Linked DNA regions of Homo sapiens: all the other regions are linked to region 1. The links are chromatin contacts, found by Hi-C or POLR2A ChIA-PET in ENCODE. All regions are on one chromosome and are shown on one strand. Each heading gives the region's core, a stretch centred on a gene start or an enhancer-like site at or near the end of the contact. The rest is flanking DNA. Distances are from core to core; before and after follow the strand shown.

Region 1 (4,802 bases), core at 1,241-3,740:
TACACTTTTTAAAAGAATGAAATTTACTAAGTAAGTTGGAGGAGGAGAGTTGGGAGAGCAAGGAACGGAGAGGAAGCTATGTGGTCAAAGGCTCCATGGTGTGGAAAGGCCTAGAGCATCCTGCAGGACGGAAGCCTTCAGGTGGCAGGGAATGGCTGGCAAAGAGCTGGGAGGTGGGGTGGGCTCTGGGTGGCCTCAGGCCTCACGGGCTTATGAGGCCTGGGGCTTCTTCATCCCAGGAGGAATGAGGTGCTGGAAAGTGCCCTCCTGAGCTTTTGAAAGCCGGTTACATGGAGAACAGTGTGTCACATAGGGAGTGACAGAAAGTAAGAAAATCAATTAAAATTTACTGCAGGGCAGGGTGTGGTGGCCCATGCCTGTAATCCCAGCCCTTTGGGATGCCAAGGCAGGCAGATTACTTAAACCCAGGAGTTTTGAGACAAGCCTGGCAACATGGCAAAAACCCATCTCTACTAAAAATACAAAAATTGGCAGGGCTTGGTGGCGTGTGCCTGCAATCCCAGGGAGACTGAGGTGGGAGGCTCGCTTGAGCCCGGAAGGCAGAGGTTGAAGTGAGCTGAGATCACGCCACTGCACTCCAGCTTGGGCAACAAACCCAGACCATGTATCAAAATAAAAAAATAAAATAAAGTTACTGTAGTAGCCCAGGCAAAAGACATTGATGGCTTTTCACATTCCAGAATATTTCTGGCATGAGAATTTTATAAGCGCATGGAATTAGAACTCACATACTGATGTTCATACACTAACAGAATTAGATTATCTACATGGATTCCCTCTCATTCCTTCCAACCCCACCTCCCACAGAGAAAATGTTTTGTTTACTGTAGCTTTAAATTGTTCAGAAATTTTACATCTTTACTTTTCACAACACCTAGCAGGGATGCGGGCAGAGAGAAAGTGGTTAATAGATAACGTCGCCCTTAGAGAAAGGCAACACTGGATAAAATATAACTACGTGACCTGCTCTTGCTCCCTGTACGTGCAAATGGCGCAGTCCCCTCAAGCGCTGTTAATGAAATCAGGGAGTGGCACAAGGGCCGTAACCTCCAGGCGGGGAAGGGACCCAACCCACTGAGTGCATTCCCGAGAGACAGAGCCTCCTCTGCTGGGTCCCCATAGCTGGAAATAAAAAGAGATAAAACCAAGCATGAATAATGAGCCTGTCATTCAGGTGTTAGCCTCCACTTTGAAAATTCACTGAAACTATTTCCAAGATAAGAACTGAAAGCCTGAGCTGAGTGCCTCCTCTGCCTTGAACAACTGCGAGGGAATCTAGAGCGGGGGTCCCCTTCCATGAAAGATTACAATTACTCCCACACCTGTGTTTTGCAGGTGGTTTTCAAGAGGGCAGCAAGTGAAAAAATACAATGGGTGAGATGATATGTAAATATAAAATATTAACAAATACACCTAACACAGTATTTGACTTTAACAATTAGGAAAGGCTTTCCTTTACCAACAGCCAACACATACATATATGATACGTGTTAAGATAACACGGCATTGGCCAGGCACAGTGTCTCACACCTATAACCCCAACACTCTGGGAGGCTGAAGTAGGTAGATCACTTGAGGCCAGGAGTTCGAGATCAGCCTGGCCATCATGGTGAAGCCCATCTCTATTAAAAATACAAAAATTAGGCAGGGTGCGGTGGTTCACGCCTGTAATCCCAGCACTTTGGGAGGCTGAGGTGGGCAGATTACCTGAGGCCAGGAGTTCGAGACCAGCGTGGCCAACGTGGTGAGACCCTGTCTCTACTAAAAATGCAAAAATTAGTCGGGTGCGGTGGCACAGCCCTGTAGTCCCAGCTACTTGGGAGGCTGAGGCAGGAAAATCACTTGAACCCGGGAGATGGAGGTTGCAGTGAGCTGAGATTGTCCCACTGTACTCTAGCCTGGGTGACAGAGCTAGACTCCATCTCAGAGTAACTAACTAACTAACTAAATAAATAAATAAAAATAAAAATACAAAAATAAGCCAGGCATGGTGACGCATACCTGTAGTCGCAGCTACTCAGGAGGCTGAGGCAGGAGAATCTCTTGAACCTAGGAGGTGGAGGCTACAGTGAGCTGAGATCGCATCTCTGCATTATAGCCTGGGCAACAAAGCGAGACTCCATCTCAAAAACAAATATATAAACAAATAACATGACATCTTATTTTCTGGGTTCTTCTCACTTCCTTCTCTACTTTGTCTCTGAGTCCATTTTTACATCTCTGAAAATCATTCCGAGGCACTGAGCGATTGTCTGAGGATGTCTGCTACTGTTTTTCACAGCCATCTGCCATCTTTGCTGGCTCTTCATGTTTTCCCTGGACTCTTTTTACCTTGTCTTAGAACTCATCTGAGCCTCAGGGTCTACTTGAGATAGAAACGAGGTGTCTTAGGACAAGCTCTACCCAAGGAAGGAATTCAGGCCACAAGGAGGCTCTGAATGTCCCAGCCTGCTCATCCCTGGGTGAACACAGCTCTGGCTATGATTCAGAGCTCTCCTGAAAGTGTAACCACCCAAGGGGTTCACCTTGCCTGCTGCTTAGACAGAGCTGATTCATCAAGACAGAGGAACTGCAATAGAGAAAGAGTAATTCACGCAGAGCCGACTGTGCGGGAGACCAGAGTTTTATTATTACTCAAATCAGTCTCCCCGAGCTTTCGGGGAGCAGAGTCTTTAAGGATAACTTGGTGGGTGGGGGGAAGCCAGTGAGCCAGGAGTGCTGATTAGTCAGGGATGAAATCGCAGGGAGTCAGAGCTGTCTTCTTGCATTGAGTCAGTTCCTGGTTGGGGGCCACAAGATCAGATGAGCCAGTTTATTGATCTGGGTGGAGCCAGCTGATCCCTCAAGTGCAAGGTCTGCAAAATATCTCAAGCTCTGATCTTAGGAGCAACTTAGGGAGGGTCAGAATCTTGTAGCCTCCAGCTGCATGACTCCTAAACCATAATTTCTAATCACGTGGCTAACGTTAGTCCTACAAAGGCAGTCTAGTACCCAGACAAGGAGGAGGTCTGCTTTGGGAAAGGGCTGTTACCGTCTTTGTTCAAACTATAAAGTAAGTTTCTCCCAAAGTTAGTTCAGCCTATGCCCAGGAATGAACAAGGACAGCTTGGAGGTTAGAAGCAAGATGGAGTCAGTTAAGTTAGATCTCTTTCACTGTCTCAGTCATAAATTTGCAAAAGCAGTTTCAAAAGCTGTGCTTGTCAGTTGGCCTCACATCTGCATGTCTACTTCAGTGGCTACAAAATTTCTAGAGCTTAGCACCTTTCTCCACTTTTGTTGGACACCTGGCTCATCCCACAAGTACTTCTGCAAATATAATTTTTATTTAAGTTGTTTACTTTCCTCAGAAACTAGAGCATCATTGAGGGAGCAAATGTCTGTAAAACATTTAGGGAGCAAATGTCTCAATCCCGAGGCTGAAGCATGAAAGCCTGACACTGCTCCAAAGTACGAGCTTGCTCTCATGACAACTTTAGGTTCAAGATCAACAGTTGGTGATATTTAGGGAAGGCCTTGCTTTGTTTTGGTGTGTAGTTAAGCATCACTCCTGTTGAAGAGTTTTACACACACACACAGACACACACACACACTAGAGAAATACAGAGAGTAGAAGGTAGATACGCAGGTATGCAGAGTATGTGGAGATACAGCATCAAGGTCAGAAACATCACTGGGGTCCAAACTCAAATGGCTTCACAGCCTTCCAAGGAACATTAATGTGTAAATGTGGTTGGGGGTGGGGGGGTGCGGGAAAGAGGACAATAGGGAAAGATAAGAGCTGCACGGGAGAAGAGAGTGCCCAAAGTCTTCAAATTTCAATGATTTTTAATTCATACTTTGAGACATATCTGCAGGCAGCAGAGGCTTGAAGATCACAGCCTGAGACATCCTGATTCTGTCATGCTGCCAGAACATTGCCTCCTCTACTGCTGTTGTTGGCACTAAACCTTACTGCCCAGACTGCCATCCAATTAGTAATAGGATTCATCAACACTTTTGAATTAAGTGAGGGGGGAGGTACAGAAAGATGTCATTCATTCATGCCCACCATCATAGGAGATGCAACCTTCATAAAATAAATCCATGCCCTCAACCAGCTAGGGAACAATGTGGGGACGTAGGGTTTGTAAATAAGGGCCGGATTACAAAGCAGTGCAGGATCAGTGTAAACAAGCCTGGCATGGAAAAATACCCATCATGGGGTGTGAGAGTATGATGGATTCTTTCCAGATGTGGTCAACTAGAAAAACATTACGAAAATATTTGGGGCCGGGCACAGTGGCTCACACTTATAATCCCAACACTGTGGAATGCTGAGGCAGGAGGATTGCTTGAGCCCAAGAATTCATGACTAGCCCAGGCAACACAGAGAGACCCCGTCTGATAAAAGAAACTATCCGAGCATGGTGGTACACAGCTGTAGTCCCAGCTACTTGGGAGGCTGAGGAAGGAGGATCACTTAAGCCTAGGAGTTCAAGGTTGCAGTGAGTTCTAATCATGCCATTGTACTGCAGCCTCAGCAACAGAGTAAGCCCCTGCCAACCCCCACCCCCAAAATTGGGATTTTTTACTGTGCTTGAAAAAATAAGTCGGATTTTAGAGAGAGAGTAGTGTAAGGTCAGTCTTCTCATTTATTGCAAAAACTATTATTTCAGACATTAAAATTACAAATGGACATTCACGCTGCCTCCACAGACCAACTGAGCTTATCTATGGAGCTTGATAAAGATGACAAAAAGAGTTAATGAAAAAGGTTTCTGAAGTCTGGAATGAAATCTAGA
Region 2 (4,802 bases), core at 658-3,157, 180 kb after region 1:
AGGAAGTTCCTTATTTCTAAACCTCATGGTCCCAGAAAACCCAGTTCCTGATCTAGCTGTCCCGTTAGGGCATTTCCATAATACAGCACGTTCTTAAGCAGACATTAAGTCAGACAATTAGGTCCCAGCTAAGCCTTGTCTTGACCTCTTAAGCAACATATCTGCCCTCCCTTTTGCCTTCTCTCTTTTCCTTCTCTGTCACAGACACAAGGACTAGATGAGAATGACACCCTGGGGCTATCTGATATACTTCCTCAAGAAGTATTAGTAACACAAACAACAACAGAAAAAACAAAGTGAAATTTATTTATCATGAAGCACTTTATTTTATTTAGTTATTTTTTTTTTTTTTGAGATGGAGTTTCGCTCTTGTTACCCAGGCTGGAGTGCAATGGTGTGATCTCGGCTCACTGCAACCTCTGCCTCCCGGGTTCAAGCAATTTTCCTGCCTCAGCCTCCCGAGTAGCTGGGATTACAGGCATGCGCCACCACGCCCAGCTAATTTTGTATTTTTAGTAGAGACAGGGTTTCTCCATGTTGGTCAGGCTGGTCTCGAACTCCCGACCTCAGGTGATCTGCCTGCCTTGGCCTCCCAAAGTGCTGGGATTACAGGCGTAAGCCACTGCAGCCAGAAGCACTTTAAAGCTTATCGTTAAGAACAAATATGCAGTCATGCAAGAGCACACTGTTAACAAATTACCGGCTAACTAAAAGCTAGGCGAGTTCCATATCAATATGATTAAACAATTGCATGGGAAAATTATTATTTAGAGGAATGGAAGTAGTCACTAGTACGTGTTGTCAGTAGCTTCTGTTTTATTCCTAAAAAGACGAATGAGAAAATGAGGTATTATGAAGGAAGAAGCAAGAGTAAATGCCACCATGGTAATTACTGCCCGGGGCATATGAAGAACTGTTTTTTTGTATTCTAATCTCCGTCACCGAAACTCATCAGTGATGCAGGACCCAAAAATAGAAGGACATTTTGGGTGGACATGTAGTTAATAATGACTTATGCAGCCCAGCACCTGTGTGGGCTGGCATTGTTCTAAGTGCTTTTTCCTGTGTTACCTCATTTAATCTTCACAACAGCGCTGTGAGGTTGGTACAAGTATTATGTTGATTTTATGGAGGAGGAAACAGGTGCAGAGAGGCAAGGTACTTTGCCCAAGCTTCCTTTGTCAAAGCTCACAGAGCTGGGGAGGGTGCCCACGTGTGTGTACCTGTACCCACTGTGCATGCTGCCCGTCACGGGCAAAGGGGCTTCCTTTTGCTGTCTTTGAATCATGGATTTATTCAGTGTCATGGGAAGCCATGCATGGGTTAGTATTCTGGCCACATCAGTGAATGCTACAGCCTGGCCCCATCATGCTAATGTCAGGAGGAGTGCGGGGGATTGGCAGAGCATGGGGAGGATGGCGGTCTCCTGCTGAAACTCTGTGGAGTAGCCTCAGCTACCCTTTCACAGAGCAGGGTTTGGTCTCTGAAAGGTGAGGTCTTTCACTTGTGATCATGGTACAAGGCTGTGGTACTTCTCGCTCCAGGAGCTCGCTGGAGAACATATCGAGGCCTGTGTGGCTCCTCAGCCCATACCCTCAGGAGAAGGAATGCTCTCCTCAGGTTTGGAATTGCTTTTCTTGGTCCTTGTTTCTAGTAGGGAGTGAGAATAGACATGAGTTGTGCCTGCTGGGCAGAGCCTTTGCAGGCCAGGCCTCCTGGGCTGCCTTGGGCGTGTTCCTTGAAGAGCCAGTCCTGCAGTTGTGGGTGGGAGAGGAGCTTCTCTGAGATGTGTTATCAGGAACCTTGGCGGAGGTGGGCAGTTGACCTTCGGCTTTCCCCTTGGCCTCTAGGGATTCATATCTCATAAAGAACAGAAAAGAGGAAGGCAGCCTGGCCCTTCCCCTCACCCTTCCCTCTTGGCGGTGTTGCGGGAAGGGAGGAGCAACTCTTCCTCAACATCCTCGAAGCTCAGTGTCTGGCATTGTAAGGCCAGTGGTTTTCAAACCTCTGGGCTCAGAACCTTTGTTCAAAGCAAGTGTTACCTGGCAGCCACACATCCATCCAGGCAGCCCCATGAGGAATGCTCAGATCCATCTGAGAAGAGTCTGGAAACCCACATCTTCATTTCCCACCATGGCCCTGTCAGGGGAGACCCTTTGTCCTGTACCTTCCTGTCGTGTTCTTTCTACGTTTCACCCACTGCCTTCCTCGTCCTTCCAAATTAGATTATTAATCTCATGAAGAAAATACAGCTTTCTTCCTGTGATTCAAAACATCTTTTGTGAGCTCTAAAACCATGCCGATTAAGGAATTATGAATTTAAAATAATATTAAATGGTCAGTAGCTTTTATTGACAAATGATCTTGGGACAAAGCCATTAGATTTTTTTTCTATCTCTTACAGAACCCCCCTCCTGTTAAAACATTACTCATTGAGAAGTGATCCATTAAAAGAAAAATGTGTTGGATTTTAAAAAATACCTAATCCTTGGCAGGGCGCGGTAGCTTATGCTTATAATCACAGCACTTTGGGAGGCCAAGGTGGGTGGATCACTTGAGGTCAGGAGTTCGAGAACAGCCTGGCCAACATGGTGAAACCTCGTCTTTACTAAAATTACATAAATTAGCTCGGTGTGGTGGCATGCACCTGTAGTCCCAGCTACTTGAGAGGCTGAGGCTTGAGAATCACCTGAACCTGGGAGGCGGAGGTTGCAGTGAGCTGAGATGATGACATTGCACTCCAGCCTGGGTGACAGAGTGAGACTCCGTCTGAAGACAAACAAACAAAAAACAAAAACCGAATCCTTTAGCCAGGCGTGTCTCTTGTTGGATAAGTCAGTTTGGAATCTTTTGGATGTTTTCCTTCTTTTACTTGCTCAGCCATAATAAATCTTTCATTTTAATTTTGATCAGCAGCATTGTGAGGTCCTGCCCAGTGTGGTAATGGGCAGTTAGCTTGTCACAGTCCTGTCATCTTGCCAGCCCCTTGAGAGCTGCCAGAAGCTTGTGGTCTGTCTGGTTTCACATGGTGGTCATGGACTCTCTTAGGGACTCACATGTTACTGCACAGTGGGTATGCATCTTGGCCTGTCAGCACCTCTCCCTGAAGCATCCCAGGAGCTATTTACCAAAATGGATCATGCTCTTTTGTCAAGAGCAGGCCACTGGACTGCATTGCACCCCTGAGGATATACCCACAGATCAACGGGACAGAATAAATAAAGCAAGATGAAAAAGAATGAAGGGATCTAGTCGAATAAGCTTTGCAACTAAAAATCTTCCATGAATACAGGATCTCAGAATCACTTGATAATATGCTCCACATACATAAGTACACATATGCACACACACACAGCCGTGTGAGTACAGATACACAAGCTGTAAGGTGGTCATTGCACACCAACGTCCCTTTCGACGAAAACGAACAATTCCTCGATACTAGCTGGTCTCTTGGTTTCTGCTGTTTGTGACTTGTCATTGCAGGGAAGGGCTGTGATGGAGGGAGTTTTTGTTGACTTGGTAGTTCCTGTCTGCAGACCCCTTCATTGCTTCATTGGATTCCTTGGACAGCCTGCTATAGCCACATGGGGGCTCAGTTAGAGCCTGCTCTGTGAGCTGCATCTACCCATTTGGGCTCCCACGTGCAGAAAGCATGATTCCCATGCTCCATGTGGGCGGACTCCTGTTAGGCAGGTGGGAAAGGAGAAACCAGACTGCCTGGAACCTGCCCACAGGGCCTCTACCCAGTGGGGCATCAGGGAGGTACCACCCATTCCAGTCACTTGTTGAAAACTGTTCCCACTCTGGGGGAGGGGAGGGTAAGTCATGGTCTCTCTCTGTAAGAAATCACAGGTGCATGTGTGTGCACATGCATGCACCAGCTATCTCCTCCTTCTCCCCAACAAAATGACAGTTGGCATTCGTAGAGCCTGTACTCTGAGACGGGGATTTTGTGCTTGACGTGTATTATCTAATTTAATCTACTTAACCCTATAAGTTAGATGAAATATTATCCTTGTTTTACAAATGAAGAAATTAAGGTAGAGGTAATGTGTCATCTCTAGTACTCTAGAGTTTCTAATGCCCCAGGTATGCTTCTTTTTATTACAGGATAGGCTAGGGTAGGCTAGGGTAGGCTAGGCTAGGGTAGGGTAGGGCAGGGCAGGGTAGTGTAGGGTAGGGTAGCATCTACACCAATGCTGTGCATAGACCTTTCTGCAATTATGGGAATGTTCTGTGCCGCCCAGTGTGGTAACATCTAGCCACATGTGACTGTTGAGCATGTGAAATGGGACTAGTGTTTCCAAAAAGGTAAATTTTTAATATTCTTTAATTTTAGTTAAATTTCACTAGCACCGTGACTAGTAGCTACTGTGGTGGACTTTCCCTGCAGCTGAGGGCCCTCCCAGGACGCTCTCAAAAGCAGGATGTAGGACGCCTTGGACTTGATTAGCACTGTTTGATCATTGATTGATTTGAAAGATCTTTGCTGAGCCCCTCCTAGGTACTAAGCAGCTCAGGCTGTGAGAATGTCTGAACTCCAAGAATTGCTGCATGGTTCTTTTTGAACTGAGACCAGTGAGCAGGCGAATGTCTACAATAGTCCCGGGTGTTGGAAAGGACTCTGGTGTGGACCTTTGATGCCTGCTGCCCCAGTGAGTGACCCAGTGTCACCAGACTCGTGTGCCCACTCCTCAGAAAGGCCCCCATTCTTCATGCCCCCTATCTTGCCCTTCCTCTGCCTCCATCCGCTTCTTTTGTCTCCCCACCTTGGTTTATGAAGTCTCCTCTCTCCTCTTCCC
Region 3 (4,802 bases), core at 864-3,363, 160 kb after region 1:
AGTTGAGACGGGGTTTCGCCATGTTGGCCAGGCTGGTCTCAAACCCCTGACCTCAGGTGATCCGCCCACCATGGCCTCCCAGAGTGCTAGGATTACAGGTGTGAGCCACTGCACCTGGCCGAGTCCACTCATTTTCTAACAGCAGTTCTCAGGTTCCTGTCCTTTAGGCCCATTTAGTTATACATTTGCATAATGCTTTGCAATTTTAAAAACACTTTTCTTAGACTGTGATCCTGTGGGAATTATTATTCCAATTTCTTGCGATTTTTTTTTTTTTAATTTTGCAAGCTGCCATGAATTCTTAGGAAAAAATGCATGGTAAACATTAGGCATACTTTTCAATATATGTGCAATGTGCGATATGCCACACATATGGCCAAAATGCAGTTGGCTCATTTTGACAGTTTTTTTTTTTGTTTTTTTTTTTAACGCTGCCATGCTGTTCCAATTGGTTTGGCTTGACAGTTTTGAAATTGACAATTTCTGCCTCTCCCAATCATTGCTCTCAAGGGCAGGGGTACCACACTGGACATTTCATTGGATCTTCGAAGGCCCTACATACAATGCTGATTCCCAGGCAGATACTTCATAGATGTTTACTTTCCATTGAGTTTATTTTGAGTTATTAGTAGGATGCCTTAGTTGGGATTCCATTTCCAACCTGAGGATCAGCAAAAATCATTTTATGCATCTGCAGTGTTCTTGTTAGGTAAGCACTGTTGGGACAGGTAGAGTGAATGGTTTAAATGCTTTCCTGTTAGATACCCTTATTTTTAAAGTGTGAGGTGTCCTTTCTTGATTTCTTTTCTTTTTTTTTTTTGATACGGAGTCTCGCTCTGTCACCCAGACTGGAGTGTAGTGGCGCGATCTGGGCTCACTGCAACCTCCGCCTCCCAGGTTCAAGCAATTCTCCTGCCTCAGCCTCCCAAGTAGCTGTGATTATAGGCACGTGCCACCACGCCTGGCTAACTTTTGTATTTTTAGTAGAGATGGGGTTTTGCCATGTTGGCCAGGCTGGTCTCGAACTCCTGACCTCAGGTGATCTGCCTGCCTCGGCCTCCTAAAGTGCTGGGATTACAGGGATGAGCCACCCCGTCCGATTCTTGATTTATTTTCTGTAATTGATTTGATGTGTGCAAATGTGTTTATCAATAGGAAGAGCACTTTCTGGAAGGCATTATTCAGAAGATTAAAGGAGAAATCCTCACCATCAGTTCTTAGTTTCTTGAAGCCCGTGGTGGAAATGGATACACAGATGACACAGAGACCATCCATTTTTCTGTTTTCTGTGTGTTTCTAGCCCCAGGCAAATCCTGCCAAGCTCTGTCTATTTTAATGGCCCCTGTTTCTGGTGTCACCTCTGGCTTGAGAACTGCATTTCCATTAGCCCCCCTTTCGTTCTCTTTAAGGATGGGGGGATTACTGTTCTCCAGGCATCATCAAGCAGAAAATCAGCACAGAGATGCTTATGAGCATGCTCTATCACACTAGTGTTTTTTAGATTTATTTTAGTGTTTAATTCTAGTATTTTATGGGAAACTAGTCTGTCTTTTGATATTGAATTACATAAAAATTATAAGCCCTGCTAAGCTTTGAGTGTGATTAAAAAACAGCTGAACATTTGAAACTTGGTCTGTATGGGATCCTAATTTGGGGTTCTCATGTGTGAAGGTCTCCTTTGATATCAAATATATAATGTTCCTTTAATGTAATACTGTCTATAAATGTGATTTTTTTTTCTCCAAGAAAGTTTAGTCTCTGCCCTACTTAACCTAAATATATAGCCCACCAGTATTTTATTTCTCTTTATCATAGGAACATAATTCAAGATCTCTTAGATTATGGTGATTCATAAACTTTCTAAATAAATTCTTTGCAAAATCATTAGATAAATATATATTATTTTAAATAAAGTAGGCAACGGTATAGTAATATCCTTCCCCCAAGACACAGAGTTAAGGCAACTTAATATGTTTGTATGTAAGAGGGGAAAAAAAGGTGACACAGATGTAAACCGGAAGGCCCAAGGTTCTTATCTTTGGGCAGAGGATTACATCTGGGTGCTTTTTATTTTCCATTTGCTCATCGGTTTTCTGAAATTTCCACAGCAGACTGTTACCTTGGTAGTGAGAAACAAAATGATACTTGATTTTTCAAAGAGGGTCATTTATACCTGTCCCCAGCCTCTTCCGCCTCCCAAGTGAAATGGGGCTTGCCAGCTGATTCATTTATGTTCTTTCTTGTTTTCTAAGTTAGTATATTGCTCAAAACAGCCCTTGCGAGCTCTAGGAGCTCAGGAGCAGTTTGGTGTCCTCAAAGCAGCCCCTTCCCTAAAGCTACAGCCTCTGGGTTAAGGACATGTAGCAGAGGTACTAGTGTGAGATGTCTGGGTTTTCTGGTTTGTTCTTGGACCCACAAAGCGCAGAGAGCTCCCAAACATGTTCTCAGGATGGGCGAGGGTAGAAGGTGTAAGTCTTGGTGCCTATCTGCAAGTGAAGGTGTTTTTAAGACACCATGTGCGTGAGCATGTGACCCATGTGGTTTATGATGCTGACTTTTTCCTCTGGGGAAATGCGAAATACTTAAAGCTCTTATCTGTCTGTACTGATTTTGAAAGCCAAGAGCCTAAGATTTTGACAATTAGTTAAAAAAAAAAATCTGCAAGTCATGTGGGAATTGTAAAAATCTTATGGGGAATAATAATTTTAACTTAACCAATAAATAACACAATAAAAATTAAAGCACTTAAAATACTGATTTAAGTGCTTTATTTGTTATTGCATAAATAAATAAATCAGGGAGCTGATTTACCCCACCACCCCTACCCATGTCAGACTCAAATTTTACTAGGATTATCTTGTTTCTTTTGCGTATTTATAGCTACTTTTCCTATGTTATTTGCCTTTAGGGCAAATTATATTCTCTTTGAGAATATTTTATTCTTATTTAAATTCTTTATTGTCTTGAATAGGCACAGTAACAATAAATTTATTCAAAATTCAACAATGGGGAAGAACTTTAATTAACCTGATTATTTTATATTTTTCTAGTGGAGTAGTGGTGTTAGTTCTACCATCAGAGCAGTAATAGTTGTTTTAGATTAAATTTTACCTTGAAAAAGTTGATATTGGAGACATGAAGTTTTCTTTTTTTTTTTTTTCTTGAGATGGAGTCTCACACAGTCACCCAGTCTGGAGTGCGATGGCCCAATCTTGGCTCACTGCAGCTCTGCCTCCTGGGTTCAAGCGATTCTCCTTCCTCAGCCTCCCAAGTAGCTGGGATTACAGGCGCCTGCCACCACGCCTGGCTAATTTTTTGTATTTTTAGTAGAGCCAGGGTTTCACTATGTTGGCCAGGCTTGTCTCGAACTCCTGCCCTCGTTATCCTCCTGCCTTGGCCTCCCAAAGTGCTGGGATTACAGGCGTGAGCCACCGCATCCAGCCCCTATGAGGTTTTCATGTGTTTTGGAGGCCCTCTGTAGTGCATCAGTATCCCCCATCACATAGTGTGTACGCAGTCAGCCAGCTCTGCTTGATGGGCTGGGTGTATGGGGAGATGTTTCTGGGTATGGTGTGGGGTTTTGTGTGTGGTGTGTTGTGAATGTGGTATGTGTATGTATACTTGTGTATTTTGTATGTGTAGTTTGGATGAGATGTGCATGTGTGTAGTATGTGACATACATGGTGTATGTGTGTGTATGTGGAATATGGTGTGCATGTCTGGAGTATCTGGCATGTGTGTAGATGTGTAGTGTGTGCGGCATACATGGTAAGTAGATATATGTATGTGGCATATATGATATGATCTGTGTGTGCGCGTTAGTGTGTCTGCAGGAGCATTCGAGAATGCCAGCGAGGATGCATTTCCTATCATCTGTTCTTAATGGAGAAGGATTTCTGGAAGCAGCAGATGGTGTGAAGTGTGCAGCTGTGAAGTTAGAAGAAAATCTTGGTAAGGACCAGATTGGTTCTGGGCAGGAAGGAGTATCCTCATAAAATCAAGCCCCTAAAGCTATAAACATCAGATAGCAGGGCCCGAGGCAAGCGGGGGTTTGAGAGGAGTCACAATGTGCTCTCATTTACAAAAGTAGTGGCTGCCAGCTTTTTATCCAAAATCCCTTAGGAATTACAGTTGTTTTACGGGCCCAAAATGCTTTGTAACTCAGCAGATGGCTTGAAGACTTCAGTATCTTCCCATTTTTACTTTAAGGTCAAAAGGATTCTAATTAAAGTTAAAGCTACAATCTCAATGTCATTGTTTAAATGAATTCACCAAGACAATAGTTGTGGAATCTTTTCAGAGGAAATTTAAGATGTTAATTTCCCACTGAAGTATAGTCTAATAATTGAGCTAAATAATGGCACTAAAGAATGACTTGGGGGTTTGCCCTCTTGGAGTCCATTTATTCTTAAAGAAAGATTTTTCCCTTTAATTATCAAACTAATAATGGCCATTGGAGGTGGGGAACTGGGAAGAAAAAAAATCACCAAAAATTCCACTCCCAAAGAAAATCATTGTAAATATTCAGTCATTTCCCAAGCATATCTGTAGATGTCCGAGTGTGTGTAGATGTCTATTTTGGTTTATTTTGCAGATCTGTGCTCATGTTATATACATAAAAGCTATATCCTTCCATTCGCCTTAAGATTCTATTATTTTCTCACTTTGAAAGGCCTTTAACTGAAGTCCACTGAAATCTTCAACAACACGGTTCATTTGTCTTTGAGACGGGTTGTTAGAACAAAAATTTGAACAGTTCTTTTAAAATACTGAAATAAGTGAGACCCAGTATTGATGGGAAT

What was found. Hi-C counts contacts between places; a loop is a spot of excess contacts on that map. ChIA-PET counts read pairs that join two places held with the same protein, here RNA polymerase II (POLR2A). Pooled maps may share reads with other maps.
Region 2: a pooled map shows a loop between it and region 1 (2.9-fold over the local background). The contact joins two enhancer-like sites. A Hi-C loop is called at or near these places in 1 of 168 maps with a recorded cell type or tissue (PC-9), 1 of 37 single-sample maps with no recorded cell type and 3 of 50 pooled maps. POLR2A ChIA-PET finds 5 or more read pairs at or near these places in 2 of 52 experiments (BJ and H1).
Region 3: a loop to region 1 is called in a pooled map, with 25 times the contacts of the local background. The contact joins two enhancer-like sites. A Hi-C loop is called at or near these places in 1 of 168 maps with a recorded cell type or tissue (PC-9) and 10 of 50 pooled maps. POLR2A ChIA-PET finds 5 or more read pairs at or near these places in 4 of 52 experiments (GM12878, MCF 10A, OCI-LY7 and 1 more).

Annotation. Positions count from the first base shown.
Region 1 is chr9:87,371,626-87,376,427 of GRCh38, forward strand. No RefSeq gene overlaps it. Among named protein-coding and RNA genes, the nearest start is that of DAPK1, 120 kb to the right of the region's middle. Within about 2 kb of position 2,491, at least 2 of the 41 ENCODE cell types and tissues checked have a DNase peak (open chromatin) inside an H3K27ac peak, as active enhancers do.
Region 2 is chr9:87,555,169-87,559,970 of GRCh38, forward strand. The region is part of intron 2 of DAPK1 (death associated protein kinase 1); the gene reads left to right. Among named protein-coding and RNA genes, the nearest start is that of DAPK1-IT1, 4.1 kb to the left of the region's middle. RefSeq lists enhancers at 666-835, 4,591-4,760. Within about 2 kb of position 1,908, at least 10 of the 41 ENCODE cell types and tissues checked have a DNase peak (open chromatin) inside an H3K27ac peak, as active enhancers do.
Region 3 is chr9:87,533,843-87,538,644 of GRCh38, forward strand. All of the region lies in intron 2 of DAPK1 (death associated protein kinase 1), which reads left to right. Among named protein-coding and RNA genes, the nearest start is that of DAPK1-IT1, 17 kb to the right of the region's middle. Within about 2 kb of position 2,114, at least 2 of the 41 ENCODE cell types and tissues checked have a DNase peak (open chromatin) inside an H3K27ac peak, as active enhancers do.